Linked DNA regions of Homo sapiens: region 1 is linked to region 2. A link is a loop called in an ENCODE intact Hi-C map of the cell type or tissue named here. Cell type or tissue: dorsolateral prefrontal cortex. All regions are shown on one strand. Each heading gives the region's core, and the rest is flanking DNA. Links, peaks and the distances in the headings are about the cores only.

Region 1 (9,180 bases), core at 884-8,883, 59 kb before region 2:
TGGGACACGATCTCAATTTTTTTTCTGTATTGTGGATGAGAAGTAAGATACTTAATAGATTCCGTATTGCTTAATATCAGGGACAAGGACCAAGCAATCTCCCCTTCCATTTAAATATTATACTATCTTTGTGGAAAGTGCATTGCACCCTGGCCTGGGAGTTTTCTACTTCTGAAGATAGACATGCATCAATTCACCCACCATCCCTCACTCCCTTTTCATTAGTGACTACATTTATGAGGTGACTGGTTGGGGCTGGGGATGCAGAACATTACAGTGAAAGACAACTCTCTCAGTTGGCTTCAACCTCTTTATCACCAGCCTTGCTTGCTAGCCACAAGCATGAAAAGGTAGAATAGCATGTGTATTTCAAAGATGAAAATCATTCTGTTCACAAGTGGCCAACACTGCAGGGACTGCTTTCACTAAATATCATTTTGACAAACTCTAATGCTGCTGGTTTAGCTGATGAAATTTAAAGCACTTGAGTCAAATAAATTGGATTACCACCCTTGGATTAAGATAAATCATTTCCTAAATTTTTGGTCTGTTTGCTTTGGCTGGGCTTGAATCCTGCAAACTCTGCTTTTGATAACCACACTAAAACGGCAGGGAGTGAGCTAAGAGGCGGATATGTGAGAAAGATTGAAATAGAAAATACATAATCAACAAATGACTCTTCAGCTCTTTTTTATTTCTTCCGGATGCTTCAGAAGTTGGAATATTTCCTTAATTGCATTCATTACCCTTGACCCAGGAACTCCATCCCAAAGAAAATAGAATTGGAGATTATCCATGGATTTATGAGGAAGGGAAGATATTACCAGTAATTCTTCTGTCTGTCCTTTATAAATTCAGGAAGGTTTTCTATGAGGTGGATAAAATCATAAAGTAAACATGCTTGTACCTTGGCCAAACGTTAGTGTGCTCTGTTCCCATTCAACTCCCTTGATTAGTGGAGAAACTCCAGCCTGGCACTGCATGGGCAATTGCAAGGCTATTCAAGATTTGACTTCAGAGCCTCTGTGACTCACCTTTAGAATTTGTGGTGTTGCAGGGCACTCAAGTATTTGCAAATTAACCAGCAAATATAGCCTAACTTCTTTGGTCACTTTCAAATTCTGCAGTTGTCATCACTGAAACTGTAGACGTATACAGGCTTCCTGGTAGTTAAGTGAATGACACCAATGGTCTTGTTTGAAGAGTGACCTAAAATTGTGCAATAGGCAAATTGCCTATTTTACTGGTGCTTTTCCTTTAGTGGTACCTTTTACTATCTCTCATCTTAAATACCACTTAAACACATCTTCCAAGAGACCTATAATCTACTCTGCCGTAACTGCTAGGGAAATGCATTAGGATCTTTTCTCTTTTTCTTTCCTACGCGAACTTTCTCCATTGCCCACAATTCGTTCACATTAAGTTATTATTAATAACAATTAAAAGCCTTTTAATCCCTCCTGGGGGGAGCTGCACTTAGAAAATTCTTTTTCTTTGAAGAAATAAATCTCTGTTCATACATTCTGGAGTTGACTTGTAAAAGAAATAATTTGGGGTGTAGAAGAAAATTTCACTGTCTCTCTAATCAGTTTACCTTAATATTCTCTATTCAGTATTTTATTGGCTCTTGGAACATGTAGATAATCCCAAAGTTGCTGAGGTCAATAAACCATTTGGAGAGCATATTGCCATATTGGCTTTTATGGGATTCTTGCTTAAATTAGGTAAAATAACATGTTCTTAAACTTCAGGAATATAGGAAAGCCTATCCTCGGAAAGTTGATTAGAGCTGGTTCCAAAAGTAATTTAAAGCCAATAAGGTATTCAATGCTATTATAGCTAACAGCCTCATCTGGGGGTTTTCAACTCCCCTCATGGTCTCAACTAGAAAACATGGGCACAGAATCCTGGATAGTCAGGAGCAAGGATTTTTTTTCTAGGAATTAGAAATCTTGAGTTTTTTTGTTTTTTGTTTTTTTTTTTTCCACTTAGGAAAAAGAACCCTCCCAAAACCAACAACCATAGGCTAAAGAATTTAATAAGATGGAGACTTTATTTAGAAACAACATGCCTCTCCTGTGAACAGAGAGCTCACTTGGAAAGAAGCTATGAATGGACCTGCACAATTATTTTCTGGCAAAAACCCAATCACATTTGGAGACCTCAGCAGCTGAACACGGAGTGACAGCTGAAAACTCAAACATGTTACAAAGATCAGAGACATTGCTGAATGCTCCATTTTGAAGTTTGATCCAAAGAACCAATTTATGTCATGTTGGTTTTATTGAAGAGAAGAGCTTTATTCCAAAGGCTCTTTTAAGCCCACATCCCCTCTTTGGCTCTTTCGGCCCTTCACGCCCACAGGATTTCCAATATCCCTGGAAGGTATTTGCCCTTCACAGATGAGTCCAACAGTGCTTAAGAAAGCGTTAGGTGCTTCTTCAAGCCTGCTTCCTCCCCCTTACCCCAGAACTTGGTTTCAAGAGCAGGCAGATCCCTCACATTCATTTAATAAGAGAATACATTCTGCCTGAGGGTTCTTTTGAAATATCTGTGGCTTGTCCTACATGAAAGAGGACAGGGACAAGATAGATAACAATTTTACTACTATCTAAATGTTAAAAAAAACACTAGATACATGGAATAATGAGATAATAGAATGAGGGGAAGTTTTGGGTAAGGGTCTTGCCTCTGGAGGCTGACTGCTGGGGTTTGAGTAGTACCTGTTGTGTGATTGTGGACAGTTCATGTCTTGAAGCCCCTGTTCCTCAACCAGTTAAGTATAATAATCCCTAGTTCATAGTGCTATAGTAAGTATTAAATAAGTTTAAAATGCCCTGTATGTGTAAGCACTCAATACATATGAGATAATAATATTAAATGTAAACTGGCATGGTTCAAAGTATAAATAATAAGATAGGCTGTTGGAAGCACTCAAAGAATACAGAACTGGGGTGATGTGGCTAAGGATAGATTAAGTTAAAATATAGAATTTGCATCTTTTCCATAGCCCTGTCCAGAAGGAATGTGTAAATTTGTTGCCATCCCTAAGGAACTAACAGCTTTCTGTTCCCATTTTGCATTCTATGGGTAATTATTTTACATATATATACTTTTGGAACCTTTCAAAACCACTCCTGAATATTTGGGTGTAAACAGCCCTTCACCCTATTCTGCTGTTCCCCACTTCCTCACAGTGGGTGGTTACATTCCCCACTGCATGTGGACCGCTGGCCAAAGTTCCACTTCTGTGACTGGCCTCCATCCCACCCAGTTCAATCCAATTCTTCGAATCACATCTTAGGGAAACACTTTACTTTTGGGTGTTTTATTAAATTCAGATGCATTATGTTCACTGGGTTTACTATTCTAATTCTAGGATTCAGTTTAAAAGATCAAACTGGTATACTGTGCCACATTTGCACATTTTCAAAATAACCCAGAAAATTTAGTGGAAACCCCTAATTAACATGACTGCACCGCAGTTTATAGTCTCGAACAATCAACACCTTTCTTCCCTTGCAGTAACTTTCCCTTTGCAATTTCATGCCTCACAATTTGTAGCTTACACTTCCTGGAATTTACATTCATTTTGAAGACATGTTTGATGACTATTTCTTTCCTTTGCTATGACCCTGGACCTGAAAAGTGTAACTATTTCTATCTCTGTAGAGAACACAAGTTATGCTCCCACTCAACAATCCCACTGGACCACATGAAGGCTGCATCCTAACTAATGGACCTCTTGGAGAAGGATTTTATTTGATAACTTGGTTAAAGAGCCTGAAATGTTTCATTATCAATTGCTTCATTGTTGTTGGTATAGATTAATCACCAGTACTTTCATTCATTTATTTATCTTCTTGAAACTCTGATTTTCCAATAGGTACAACTCACTTTTTCTGCTTTAATTTTCACTAGTTCTCCCAACCATTAGTTATAAAGAATCATCTAGTTATGGAGAAATCACTAACCCTTTGGGAATCCTGTCCCATAGCTGAAATCTACATTCCTCCAATTGTCTGGCAAGTTTTAAAGTTGTTATTTCTTTGTTTGTTTCAACAGATTTGTCCCTAATCATGTGGAAAGGGCTGCTAAAATACAGAATGTACTTACTCCAAGTGAGATTCCCAGTTCACAGATACAGTAGTAAACCTAATTTGCAAATAAGCCACAGTCATACACATAATATTTCACACACATATTAATATTGTTAATATTAATATTAAGCAGTTATTTGCAAAACAAATTGGTACAATTTCTTTATAAGATTGTTTTACAGGATTTTATCAGCTGTTGCAAGAAAAGAACTGAGCTGCAAAAGGGATTGGAGTTGTATCTCATTACTCTTCCTTAGGGAGGGTATTGAATTTGGTTAAAAATCAGTCCACTCCTTTAGAAAGTATGTTGCAGAGAGACAAATGCAAAATGCCAGATGGTGGAGTTGAAACAGAGACCTCATGTGAGTCAATGAAAAGTCCACTCTGACTTACTATCCTTGTCCTATTAAATGTTATTTACTTTTATTTTTTTCTCCCACTTAACTGAGTTTTACTGTCTTATGAAATATATAAAGCTTCATAATGCACTTTAACCCTAATCTTATTTAAAAGATTATTTTATATAGATCTACTCTAAATTCTCTCAGTCTCTATAATAACGAAATGTTCTTGGTTGACTCATTTCCATGGAACCACCAGTCCTAGGACATAATGAAGATAAATAATGGGTCACTTGTCATTTAAATTAATTCCACTTTTTATTTATATAATCTTGTATAAGAAACTGATTATACTTTAAAAAGGTTCCTAGCTTGTGTCTATTCCTTCCAAGACCATAGAGAAGCTCAAGTGATTGTGTTAAGCTAAATAATACTTCATTATCCTGCCATTATAGAAATGACAAGGCAGAGACAGAAACATATCAATTATCTGGCTTTCTCAGTAACTGAGCTATTCCTCATAAGTAGTTTTGTCAAGAAATGAAGTGTATCCTATTATGAGTTAAAAATATTAATATTAGTCATTTGGCATAGAAATTGGCTAAAAAAAACATTTACTGTGTTCCTCCAGGCCAGTCTGGCAGGAGACTGCCATTTATTAAAAAATCAAAAAACAAAAACAAAACCAATCCCATTGTCAGTCTAGTGAGAGCAAACCAGGTGGCTCAGGGAAGAAGGAAAGAGTTGCTCCAGGACTGACTCTGGCCATGGCTGCACATCCTCTGGTTTCATGTGCTCCCATTTGGGACACTTTTCTTACAGCCTTTTGTGTGCTTCACCCTTGAGTCCATGCAATCAATTCAGGTGACCAGAGTCTCCTGCCTCTGACCTAGAGTTTTCTTTGGCTTATGACTTCCTTTCTCCCAGATTGGTGGTATAAATCACACTGAGTTAGTACCTTGACATCTTGGCCTAAGGATCTATTGTCACAAATTGTCCTATGGAAATTCTGGCTCTAAAGGCACATAAGTGAATCAATGAAATCCTGAAACATACACATGCACACATACATACATTTATTTTTCAGAAAATAAAAATTCCATGCTGAAACAATGTAGCTACCATTACTACTGAATTAGCATGCAGCATGTCTTCACTGTGCGGGAATGCAAGGATGACCACAGGATTGTGGGGATGTGTTGGGCTGCTTAATTTTTCACTTTGCAGTCCAGGATGGCTGTAGTATCCTCTTTCTCATTTAGCCTATCAGCTATCAACAACCACCAGGAAAGTCATATCTCTAGCTGCTCAGTGCAGTTTCCTAAAATTTTATTTGTTAAAATAGCATACACAAAATTGACTTTTTGGGGTATACAAGCCTATAAATTTTAAGATGTGTGTAGAGTTGGGCAACCACTGCCACTGTCAGGACTCTGAGCAGTTCCATCGCTGCCGAAAATATCCCTTGTACCATCCCTTTGAAGTCACACCCTCCCCCTCCCCCTAAACTCTGACACTCTCAGAACTCTTCTCGGTCACTACAATTTTGTCTTTTAGAGGATGTCATATCAATGGAATCACACGGTATGTAACTTTTTGAGACTGACTCCTGTCACTTAGCATGATGCCTTTGGAGATTTATACACATCGTTGTATATATAAAGAAGTCATTCCTTTTTACTACTGAGTAGTATTCCATTACAGGGATATACAATACTTTGCTTATCATTCTCCACTGAAGGACATCTGGGTTATTTCTAGTTTGGGTAATTATACATAGAGTTGCTATTTGTGTAGGTTTTTATGTGAAGTTTTGCATTTCTGTAGAATAATACCCAGGAGTATGCTTGCTGGGTCACCTGGTAAATGCATGTATGCTTTAACTTTTTAAGGAATTGTTTTCTAGAGCTTCTATGCCATTTTACATTTTCTTTTTTCTTTTTCTTTTTCTTTTTTTTTTTTTTTTGAGACAGAGTCTCACTCTGTTGCCCAGACTGGAGCACAGTGGCATGATCTCGGTTCACTGCAACATCCGCCTCCCGGGTTCAAGTGATTCTCCCACCTCAGCCTCCCCAGTAGCTAGAACTACAGGCATGCACCACCATGCCCAGCCAATTTTTGTATTTTTAGTAGAGACAGGGTTTTACCATGTTGGCCAAGCTGGTCTCGAACTCCTAACCTCAAGTGATCCACCCACCTTGGCCTTCCAAAGTGCTGGGATTACAGGCGTGAGCCACCATGCCTGGCCCCCATTTCACATTTTCACCAGCAATATATGAGAGATCATCTTCAGCATCACTTGGTGTTGGGAGTACTTTAAAATTTTAGCCATTCTAATGGGTGTGGTGGAATATTTCACTGTGGTTTGAATTTTCATTTTCCCCAATGAGTAATGATGTTGAGTATCTTTTCAAGTGCTTATTTGCCAACCATGTATCTTCTTTGGTGAAGTGTCTCTTCAAATTATTTGCCCATTTTAAAAAATAGGTGGCTTATTTATTGTTGAGTTTTAAGTGTTCTTTATATATTCTGCATATAAGTCCTTTGTTGGATGTATGATTTGCAAATATTTTCCCTCAGTCTAAAGCCTCTCTTCTCATTCTCTATACATTATCCTTTGCAGAGCAAATGGTTTTAATTTTGTGGAAGTCCAGTTTCTCAATTTCCTCTTTTATAGATGGTGATTTTGGTGTTGTAGCTAAGAACTTTTTGCTTAAGCCAATACCATAAAAATTTTCTTTTATGTTTTCTCCTAAAATGTTTATAATTTCATGTTTTACATTTAGATCTATGATCTATTTTGAGTTAATTTCTGTATGAGATGTAAAGGTTGTAGTTTGAGGTTCATTTTTTTTTCCACATATGGATATCCATTTGTTCCAACATCACCATGGCCTTTTTAAATTTGATTCTTTCATTTTGTTGAGATATAGAAAACCAATTGCCCAAACTTATTAGAACAGCTCATAAAAATGGAGGGTTTTTTTTAATACCTAGAGTGGTTTTTACTAAATGGTCTTTTCCCCTTCTTATTTTGGGTTGTGCTCTATAGTAATACCTGGATAACTGAGGTTCAGCATACGTAAAGACACTCTAACTGCTTAAGCTGAAATACTATTTCTTTTCTTTCTTTCTTTCTTTCTTTCTTTTTTTTTTTTTTTTTGAGACAGAGTCTTGCTCTGTCACTCAGGCTAGAGTGCAGTGATGTGATCTTGGCTCACTGCAACCTCCGCCTCCTGGGTTCAAGGGATTCTTGTGCCTCAGTCTCCTGAGTAGTTGGGACTACAGATGTGCACCACCTTGCCTGGCTAACTTATTTATTTGTTTATTTTTCTATTTTAAGTAGAGACAGGGTTTCACCATGTTGGCCAGTTCAGTCTTGAACTCCTGAACTCAGGCAATCCACCTGCCTCAACCTCCCAAAGTGCTAGGATTACAGGTGTGAGCTGAGAAATATTATTTGAATGAGATCTCAAAAGATGTTGGTGTGTGAAAACAAAACAGAAAAACAAAAACAAAAACAAAAATACCTTCCAAGGAATGGGTCTCAGAGGTAGAAAAGCCTAATAGGTGCTCACAAAAATGATAAGATTTCACATCAGCTAGATCCAGAAGATGAGAATGATGAGGTGCATAGACACTGCTATGTCTATATTATGTAGATAACAGGAAGCCATTGGGGTCATCTGAGCCCAGTTGTTTTTAGTTTGCATGCCTACTGTCAGTATTTAAATGTGTGTTTTTGGAAGTGATCATCTTCTTACTGACAAATAGTGTTATGGGTTGAATTGTGTCCACCCAATGGATGTATTAAGTCTTAAACCCTAGTACCTATAAATATAATCTTATTTGGAAGTAGGATCTTTGTAAATGTAATTGAGTTAAGATAGGCCATTAGGGTGTGCCCTAATTCAATATAACTGGTGTCCTTATAAGAAGAGGGAAATTTGGGCCCAGAAACAGAGAGTGGGGCATGCCATGTGATAGCAAAGCAGAGACTGGAGCAGTGCAGCTTCCAGCCAAGGAACACTGAGGCTCTACAGCCACCACCAGAAGTGAGGGAGGCAAGGAAGTCTTCCCCACTCCAGTTGAGAGGGAGCACGGCCCTACCGTCACCTTGATTTTGGACTTTCAGTCTCTAGATCTGTGAGAGACTAAATTTCTGTTGTTTTAAGTCACCCAGTATATGGTACTTTGTTTCGAAAATCTTAAGAAATGAATCCAAACAGTTTACATCTTGTTGGCATTATCAATTTGTATTACTAAAGTTTTAGGTAGGATCTGAAAGATAAACTTTGGCCCTGTTCCCTATTGAACGCTCTCAAATTCAAAATTAAGAGAGTCTGGCTTAGAAATGTGAATGGGAACCCATGAACTAGGTTTATAGGTCAAACACTCTCTGCCCTGGGCATAGCTATAGATGTGCAGTAGGATAACTGCATGTAGTAATTGAAATATTAATATAGGCACGTTCTGGCCCAAAGTCAGGAGTGAGATGTAAGAATATCCCATGTGGTTCTCCTGGCTGCTAGGGATTCTCTGGGCTGCACGAAGCATGTCTAGATGCTGTACTTTTGAGTGAGTAGCGAGCTGGGTCTGTGTTATGACAGCAGGCTGGGATGATTTTGGAAGAGTTTGTGATAGCTCAGAAAGCAGGGAGGCTGGGAGAGCGCTGCCAGAGGGCTTGGAGCCCACCCAGGTCTGTTTGTCTTACTGCCCAGGCGCCTCCCTCAGCTCTG
Region 2 (9,180 bases), core at 614-8,613:
TGATCCCATAAGAATTCCCACAATGCATATTCCCTGAATCAATATTTCCCAACTTTATCGTGTACTGTTTTTGTTTTAACAGCTTTAATAAGGTAAAATTAACATATAATAAGTTGCAAATATTTAAAGTTTACAATTCGATGTTTTGACATATCTTTATACCCATGAAACCATCACCACAATCAAGATAATGAACATTTCATTCTTAAAGCCAAAAAATTTTCTTGTGCCTCTCCTTGCACCTCCTCCTCAAGCAACCACTAATATGCTTTTTATCACTACAGATTAGTTTACATGTACTAGGACTTTATAAATGGAATTAAAAGATGTATTATCTTTTGTATGCCTTTATTTACCACCATAATTATTTGGCATCCATCCATATTGTTGGGTTTATTTCTCTTTATTCCTGCGTAGTATTTTGTTGTCTGGATATACGGTACCATAATTTGTTTATTAATTCTCCTGTTGGTGGACATTAGGTTGTTTCCAGATTTGGGGCTATTACAAATAAAGCTGCTCTGAACAGTATGTACAGGTCTTCACATGGACATAGACATTCATCTGTCTTGCATAAATGCCTAAGAATGAAATAGCTGAATCATATGGTAAGTATAAGTTTAACTTTTTAAGAAATGGCCAAACTGTTTTGCAAAATGGTTGTCCTATTTTATGTTCCCACAAGCAGTGTTTGAGAATTCCAGTTTTTCCACATTCTCATTAACACTTAGAGTGGTCAGTTTCTTAAATCTCAGCCAGAAAAGCAGATGTAGTTGTATCTTGTTGTGGTTTTAACTTGCATTTCTTAATGACAAATGATGTCAAGTATCTTTTGATGTGCTTATTTGCCATCTGGGTATCTTCCAAAAAGTCAGCACAAATGTTTTGCTCATTAAAAAAATAGGCGGCTTGTAGTTGTTTTATTGAATTTTGAAAATTCTATTTTGGATACAAGTTCTTCTACAGATATAATTTGCAAAATTTTGCAATATTTTCTCCTACTTTGTGATTTGTCTTTTCATATATTTAACAATGATTTTTGAAGAACAGAAGTCTTACATTTTGATGAAGTCTCATTTATCAATTTGATGCTTTTAGCATTGAATATAAGATATATTGCCTAATCCAAGGTCACAAAGATTTCTTCCTACTTTTTATTTCCAAAGTTTTATCATATTAGGTCTATGATACCTTTTGAGTTTTTTTTTTCCTTTTATCTTTAGTTGACAAGTAATAACTGTACACATTTATGGGATACAGAGTGATATGATATTTGATATATGTATACAATATGTAATGATCAAATCAGAGTAATGAGCATATCTATCACCTCCAAAATTTATCATTTCTGTGTGCTGTGAGCATTCAAAATTCTCTCTTCCAGTGTTTTGAAAATATACAATAAATTATTGTTAACTATATTCACCCTACAGTGCTACAGAGCCCTAGAACTTATTCCTCCTATCCAGCCATAGTTTTGTAACTGTTAACCTACCTCTCCCTAGACTCCCCTCCCTTAGACCCTTACCAGCCTCCAATAACTAGATTGAATTGCTTTTTATATTGGTGCTACCCATGGATCAAAGTTGTTTCTTTGTTTTGTGGTTTGTTGGTTTTTTGCTGCTAGAAATCCATTTGTTCTGGCATCAGCTGTTGAAAAGACTACCCTTTCTCCACTGCTTGCTTTTGCATCTTTGTCAAAAATCAGTTGTCCATACATCATATATGCACATATCTATCTGTGGACTCTATTCTATTTCATCAATCTATTTGTTTAGCTTTACACCAATGGTCATACTGTTTTGATTACTATAACTTTATAAGTCTTGAAGTCAGATACTGTTTGTCCTCCAATTTTGTTCTTTTTCAAAGTTCTTTTGGCTTACTGTTTTTTTTTCTGGTAATGTATTATTTTAAGTTCTGTTTTTACAATAGAAATGTAAGCTGGAAGAAGATAAAGGCAATGTTTTATTCTACTTTGCTCACCTGAAAATATTTTACCATGCACAGTAAATACTTAGTTGTTTCTTCCCTCTATGTAACATGTACATTTTCCTGATAAACTCAGAAGTACTGCAGCTTTTCTCAGTCTGTTTGAAACTTGTTCCTGCCATTTTGTCAAAATTCTTTGAAAATTTTTGAAGAGTGACAGTTTTCCCCAACTTTAATCATACATAAACTGCTCACATACTGAAAAACAAGTCGTCCTATATGTTAGGAGGCGTGCTTTCCTCATAGAAGAAGAAGAAAGAGAAAGAAAAAAGCCATACACATTACTGCACAATGCTGCAGAAGGTGTTTTCCTGAACTCCAGACAATGGACGCTAATGGATCATTTGTGCTGTGTGCTGAAGCCTTTTGAATTCACAACAAGAGAAATCATCTCTGATGATGCTTTGCTCAGCCAAGTTCTCCAATCAGCCAAATTACAAAAACTGAAACTTCAAGGAATGAGACCATCTTTAGAAGGACAAAACGTCTGTTTGGCAGCTTGACTACTGAATAGCATGTGGAGCAAGCTGGGAAATTGTTAGAAAGGTGCAAATGTGTTCCAAGGCCATTATTCTCTGGGTTAATATTGTCTAGTCCTTTCTTTATCCTTGAATAGGCAGTCTTAATGCTTTATTTGTAATGCAGGGATATTGGGCTTCTACAACACATCCATCCCAACCTATCAGTTCAGATTCTGGATAAAGGATGTGACATGTGAAGGCTTCCAGAACTTTTGCAGGTGTTAAGGCACCTATTTATTGTCCTAGTCCCTCCTGCTACTGAGTTGGAATAACTGTAACCAGTTCAAGGAAGCAGTTTAGGAACAAAAAATGCTCCTTCCCATTAAGATCCAAATGGACACGTAACAGCTAGGATAAAAACATTGTTCACAACAAAGGAAAGGGTTGGAGAACTAGGTCTTCTATTAATCAAGTTACCCTATATGCCTTTGGTAAATGCCTTTGGAAGCTTCTTTGAAGGGCATATCTTGGAAATGGCTGGTGGAGTGGAAAGGCCTGTCCTGTCCCGATCTTTTGATAATTTATAAAATGAGTGCTAAATGAACTTCAAGGCCCTTTCTGGCTCTGAAAAATCTACAATTCTTTGGTTTTTTAAATTAATCTTAACTCATCCATTAAATTATAATCTATTCAATCATATGATTTATGGCTGTTTTGTACTCTGTAATAACAGGCACTTGGAGAATCTCTATACCCCAAATGAGTTGGAGGGTATTACAAAAGGAAGAGATTTTACACGATCTGGATAATTGAATAATCTTGATTTACTACCAGGACAGGCACAATAGGCTTAAAGAAAACCAATCAGTAAGTCATGAACTATCCCTGAAGGAAGGCACAATGAATATAACAAATATTCATGGGGCACCAGCCATAGGCCAAGCACGGGCTTGATGTTGGGATATAATGCAAACATGTCCATGTCCTATGCTTCCATAAAGCTTATAATCTGGTAGGGACAAAAATAAGTAAATATGGGATTACAAACTGTTGAGAAGGAAATGCAAAGAGGAACACTGACCCTGTCTGGAGGGGCAGTGGTGGAAAAGGGAGGTCTCACCAGGGAAGTGACTTTTGAGTTGAGAGTCAAAAGATTAGCTGCAAGACCCTTGCACATGCTGGTTCTTCTACTTGGCATGCTCTTCCTTCCCTGATTTGCCTAGCAACCTTTTACTTATCCTTTGAATCTTGTCTATACGTTGCTTCTCAATGGAAGTCTTCTCTGAACTCACTGGATTAGTCAAGTATCATTACGCACACTCATTATGATACACAACACTTTTCATGGCACATTTATTTCTATAATTGTTTGATTTTTCCTCCACCCCATCCCATTTACTTGATAAGTTACATGAGAAAAGAGGTCATATTTGGGTTATTTTGTTCCCATTATAGTCCTTGAACCAAACCCTGAGCCTGACATAATTAGCAGATATTTATGGAAGGATTGAATGTATGAATGAATCAATGAGTGAATTAGAGATAGCTGGGTGAAGAAGATGAAGGAGAAGGGTTTTACTGGCAAAGAAAAATTATATATGTGAATGCTCAAAATCTTCTACCAAAATTATTAGAAATGAGAGATTACCAACAGTGATGGGAAGGCTGTAAGAAATTTTATGTTAGAATGCAGATAAATTCATTATCAGACCTGGGCATTAAAATAATCCTAGTAGTAGCAGCTACTGTGGACTGAACACTCACCTTGTGCCAGGGTTTGTCCTAAAGCTGCTACACGCATTTACCCAATTAATCATCACAACCTGCAATTCCTGCCTTCTGGATGAGGAAAGTAGACACAGAGCAGTTAAGTAACTTACCTCTGAGTTCCCATAATCTGATGGTAAATTGCACATCTATACTTGGAGATGGGTGGGTTGACTCTGAGTCTTACTCTCAACTTTTGGGCCATATTCCTCAATTCCTCATGCTTGCTTATTCCCAAGGTTGTTAGGTTATTCATTGATGTCCAGGAGCCTAAAATTCAAAGATGAAATCTCAGCCATTGATCAGGCAAGGATCAAACCTCAAAATCAAACAAAACAATTCTTTGCTGAATTTGCTTTAAGCAAAACAACAGGTCAATATTCAAGATATATGGAAAAGGTTGTACATCAGTCAATTAATCCACATATAAATGTTTCTTGACAAACTATTTTAAAGCTTACCTGTATCAAGTCTGCAAAAGCTAGTCAGTTCAAAAAAAGGAATGTAAGTTATGTTAGACATCAGGTAGTCTGAGTACATTTTTGATGGAGAGTACTATTGATATTAATCCAGAATTCTTGGAAATGTCACTAGATAGTTATCTTGGCTCTTTTCCAACCAGAAAATCAATTCAACAGAAGCCCATGAATCCAACATTGTGTAGGAGCTTTCAGGGGATTGAAAAACAAGGATATGTAGCATAGACTGAGAACATTTCCAGGTTAACTGGGGAAAATGTATAGCTAAACAAAAATGAATAGAGAAAATGCACTATCCACACTTTGCAGGCTTAAACACTGAGTGAGGACAATATTAGTCATGTTTAACATAATTCATCAAATCTTAATGCTCTGAACCCTGCCAGCCCTTGTCACTGAACCCCTGAAAGTACTAATATTTGTGATTCATCTCCAAAATATTTGTGAGAATTGACAGGGATGCTTCACACCCAGTGCCCCTTGGTCCTATCAGTTTTTTAGTGCAAAGCAGAGTCACTTTTTCTCTGAGTCTCTGGACAAAGGTTTGGGTGGGGGTTTCCAAGTTTTATTGAGCCCCTGCCTGCAACTCTGTAGCCCCCTGCTCACATGTAAAACACATCTTCTTTCCTCATGTCTCTGTTTGTCACAGGGTATTTCATACCAGCATCTAGTGGGCCCACATGATAAACTTTTGTTTGCGAGTTAGTATGTTTCTAGAACATTCTGTAATAATAAGGAAGCTGGTCTTCCCAGGACACATCAAGGGGACTAGACCCCAAATGCTAGTGTATGCCTTGGCGCCACCCTGGATCCATCAAAATCACCTGAGTTTAAGAAAAATACACAGATTCTCAAGTCCTCTTCAAAGGTTCTGATTCAGGAAGGAGATCTAAGCTGAAACCTGAGAATCTTAACTTGTAAAAAGGCATGTGACTGATGAAAAGAAGCAGTAGCCTCCAACACTTCCTGTTTCTCATCTCTAAATATTTATACCAGAATTTCCTAATTGGGGCACTACTGGCATGTGGGGCTGGATTTGAGGCCCTCTTGGTTGTAGGGAGCTGTCCTGTGGGGCTGGATTGGAGGCCCTCTTGGTTGTAGGGGGCTGTCCTGTGGGGCTGGATTGGAGGCCCTCTTGGTTGTAGGGAGCTGTCCTGTGGGGCTGGATTGGAGGCCCTCTTGGTTGTAGGGAGCTGTCCTGTGGGGCCCTGTGGGGCTGGATTTGAGGCCCTCTTGGTTGTAGGGAGCTGTCCTATGCAAGGTGGGAGATTTAGCGGCATCCCTGGCCTCTTCCCAGTAGACGCCACTAGCACCGTCCTCCAGTTGTGGCCACCAAAAATGTCTCCAGATATTGCCAAATGTCACCTAGGGGTGGCAGAATTGCCCATGATATAGCATCACCGGTCTAGGTCTGTAGATAAATTGATGGCTTTGAGCAGGCAATGGAATGGAAGGGAGAGTTTGGAAGATTCAAGAGGGATGGGAAACAGTCTTACTTTCAGTTCCCTTGGAAGTAAAGCCTGAGACAAGGACCAAGATGCATGGAACTTAGGATGTGATCCCAGGAAGCAGGAATGTAAGAGTAGAGAGATTCAGACAGGGAGGAAGGGGAAATGATACATTAGTTATCTGGATACCACTGAAGACAACCAGGGCTCAGTCCTGCTTGGGCCTCTTTGAAGGGCCATACAGGCTGCACCTCAGAAATGGCCCTTTTATGTTTGAGAGTTTGGGCCCTTCATCCATGGCCATTTGTATTCAAACCTTCCTCCTGCCTTGCCACTTCAGTGCTTGTGTTAAGGAAGCTCCCCTCACTTTAGGAGAAAGAACTGAGGCTGAAAAGCAGAGAGTCAATGCCAGATGCTTGGGGTGGGAGGTGGTCAGCATGCATAGGCACTGTCCCCTTCCTTGCCACTGTGGTAAGAAATAGACAGAGACATGGATTGAAACTTTTCCCTAGACAAGAAATTGTAAGAAGCAGATAACAGTGTCTAGGAGTCCTGGCAGGCTTGCTGCTGAGAGCCCTGTCCCCTGGCAGTCCCCTAGTTGGCAGAGAGCAATGTGCTAGAAAGGACTGACTTTATGCACATCTGTGAGATAGGATCTAGCCAGGTTTTCAGGTCCCCAAACAGCAGAGAATCACCAGAATGTCAACATATGAGGGAATAGAAACAGCAGAATTCTCAGGAGTAAGGTGAAGAGCAATGCCCAGTAATCAGAGGTATCCCACTTAATGACTTAGCACTGCCTAAGACCCTGACTGTGGCACAACCCAGGCAGAGGGCAAACCCAGAATGACTTAGTTTAAGTTTCTCTCCAGCCTGACCAGATGGAGACTGAGAATAAAAATTGCATGAGTATAATTTATCTGGGATTAATTTACTTGCAATAAAACAGTAAATTATAAATCTGCATCAGAAAGGCAATACATGGAGAAAAATTCAGAGGAGAGGAAGATCCCTCTGGCCTGGGGATGTTGAGGAAGACATCACAGGGGATGGGAAACATATCCAGGTCTTGAAGCTGGGGAACAGAGACGTAGAAGTGGACTGAGCAAAGAGAGGGAAGAATTCCAGGTAGAAGCTACAAAGAAAATAGGAAGCTGAAATGAACTTGGCTTGATAGGGATTAAGGAGCCAGAGAAGGCTGTCCTGCTACCCTTCTCTATCCCATTTCTCTTGCTGAATAAGAATCCACTCCAAAACGCAGTAGCCTAACACAACCATTTTATTCCTTCCATTCTGTGGGTCAGGTGGGCTTTTCTTCTGCGTGTGTGCATGAGGGGTAGGCTCTAATTCTTTTTTTTTTTTTTTGAGACAGAGTTTCACTCTGTCACCCAAGTTGGAGTGCAATCTCAGCTCACTGCAACCTCTGCCTCCTGGGTTCAAGCAATTCTCATGTCTCAGGCTCCCAAGTAGCTAGAATTACAGGCATGCACCAACACACCCAGCTAATTTTTTGTATTTTTAGTAGAGACAGGGTTTCACCATGTTGGCTAGGCTGGTCTCAAATTCCTGGCCTCAAGTGATCCACCCGCTTCGGCCTCCCAAAGTGCTGGGATTTAGGCCAAAAACAAAGACTTCTCATCAAAATATAAGCACAAATTCTGTAACATTTCTTATACCTAATCGTAAAGTACCAACACTGAAAAATTAACCTTTTTTTTAAAATGTGTTTTCTTCATCATAAACTCTCTTGATGTTACATGATTAAAGTTTAATACCAAACAAAATTGCTCTGGAGAAGCTTATTTTTTATATATATATATATATATATATATATATATATATATATATATATATATATATATATTTTTTTTTTTTTTTTTTTTGCATTTCCAGTAACAGCCAATTTACCAATTCAACAAATATGAAGTAAACAAGTGAGCCACCGCACCTGGCCGGCTCTACCTCTTGATGGCAAGAACAACATGAGTGTAGAGGAATAGAAGGAATTGCTGAAAACCATCTCTGGAAACTGTACATTTTCCACTGAATCCTTTCCCTATTCACGGTTTTCTCCTCTTTTCATTATCAGGGAATGGTCTGTGGGTGAAGACAAGACAAAAATGACACAAACAAGGTCCTTAGTGTGCTTTAACAAAGTCCTTGAAATGCTTTGAAACATCGAGCTGCCATAACATGTACAGATGATAGCAAAGAACCCAGGTTCTAGGTATTAGCCTAGATAGGGAGGTTCTAGGTAACCCACTTGAAAGGTTTTGATTCTAGAACCAGACTTCTTGGGCCCAGATCCAGGCTCTTTCACTTACTGCTTCTGTGTCTTTGGGTGAATTTCATGAACTACTCTGTGCCTTGGTGTTCTCATCGCAAACTGGAGCAAGAATCATAGCATTCTTGTGGAGTTATTGTGAGGAATAAATAAATCAGGAGTCACATATGCCTTGGAACAGTGAATGGAGCATAATAAGCAAACAGAAAATGTGAAGTGGGAGGGAGGTAGGACACGAGGTGTTTTCGAATGCCTCCAGTTGTAACTGAGAAATAGGCCAAGAGGAAACAAGGCATTTATTCAATATTGCCCTGGGACTTTTTATTTATTTATATTTATATTTTATTCTATTTTTTTGAGATGGAGGCTCACTCCGTTGCCCAGGCTGGAGTGCAGTGGTGTGATCGTGGCTCACTGCCACGTCTGCCTCCTGGGTTCAAGTGATTCTCTTGCCTCAGCCTCCTGAGTAGCTGGGATTACAGGTACCCACCACCACACCCAGCTTCATATATATGTATACATACACACACACACATACACACACACATATATATACATATATATATATGTATATATACATGTACATATTTAGTAGAGATAGGGTTTCACCATGTTGGCCAGGCTGGTCTCAAACTCCTGACCTCTGGCATTACTATACTATTAACAGACTGCAACCTTAATACTACCTTCTTTGACCCAGCCGGAGGGGGCAGGTGATCTGCCCACCTCTGCCTGCCAAAGTGCTGGGA

What was found. Peaks named below come from ENCODE experiments on the same cell type or tissue, not always from the same donor. Only the 100,000 strongest peaks of a DNase experiment are listed, where the experiment ranks them.
Region 1: it touches region 2 in a loop (4-fold over the local background); 2 of 110 quality-filtered maps call a loop at or near these places.

The regions. Positions count from the first base shown.
Region 1 is chr18:55,080,103-55,089,282 of GRCh38, reverse strand. It overlaps LINC03035 (long intergenic non-protein coding RNA 3035), which reads left to right and starts at 3,691. Exons shown (of 2, transcript XR_935478.3): 1 at 3,691-4,462. In dorsolateral prefrontal cortex, for the core only: no CTCF peak of the experiment used is centred there; no DNase peak of the experiment used is centred there.
Region 2 is chr18:55,020,644-55,029,823 of GRCh38, reverse strand. No RefSeq gene overlaps it. Among named protein-coding and RNA genes, the nearest start is that of LINC03035, 60 kb to the left of the region's middle. In dorsolateral prefrontal cortex, for the core only: no CTCF peak of the experiment used is centred there; no DNase peak of the experiment used is centred there.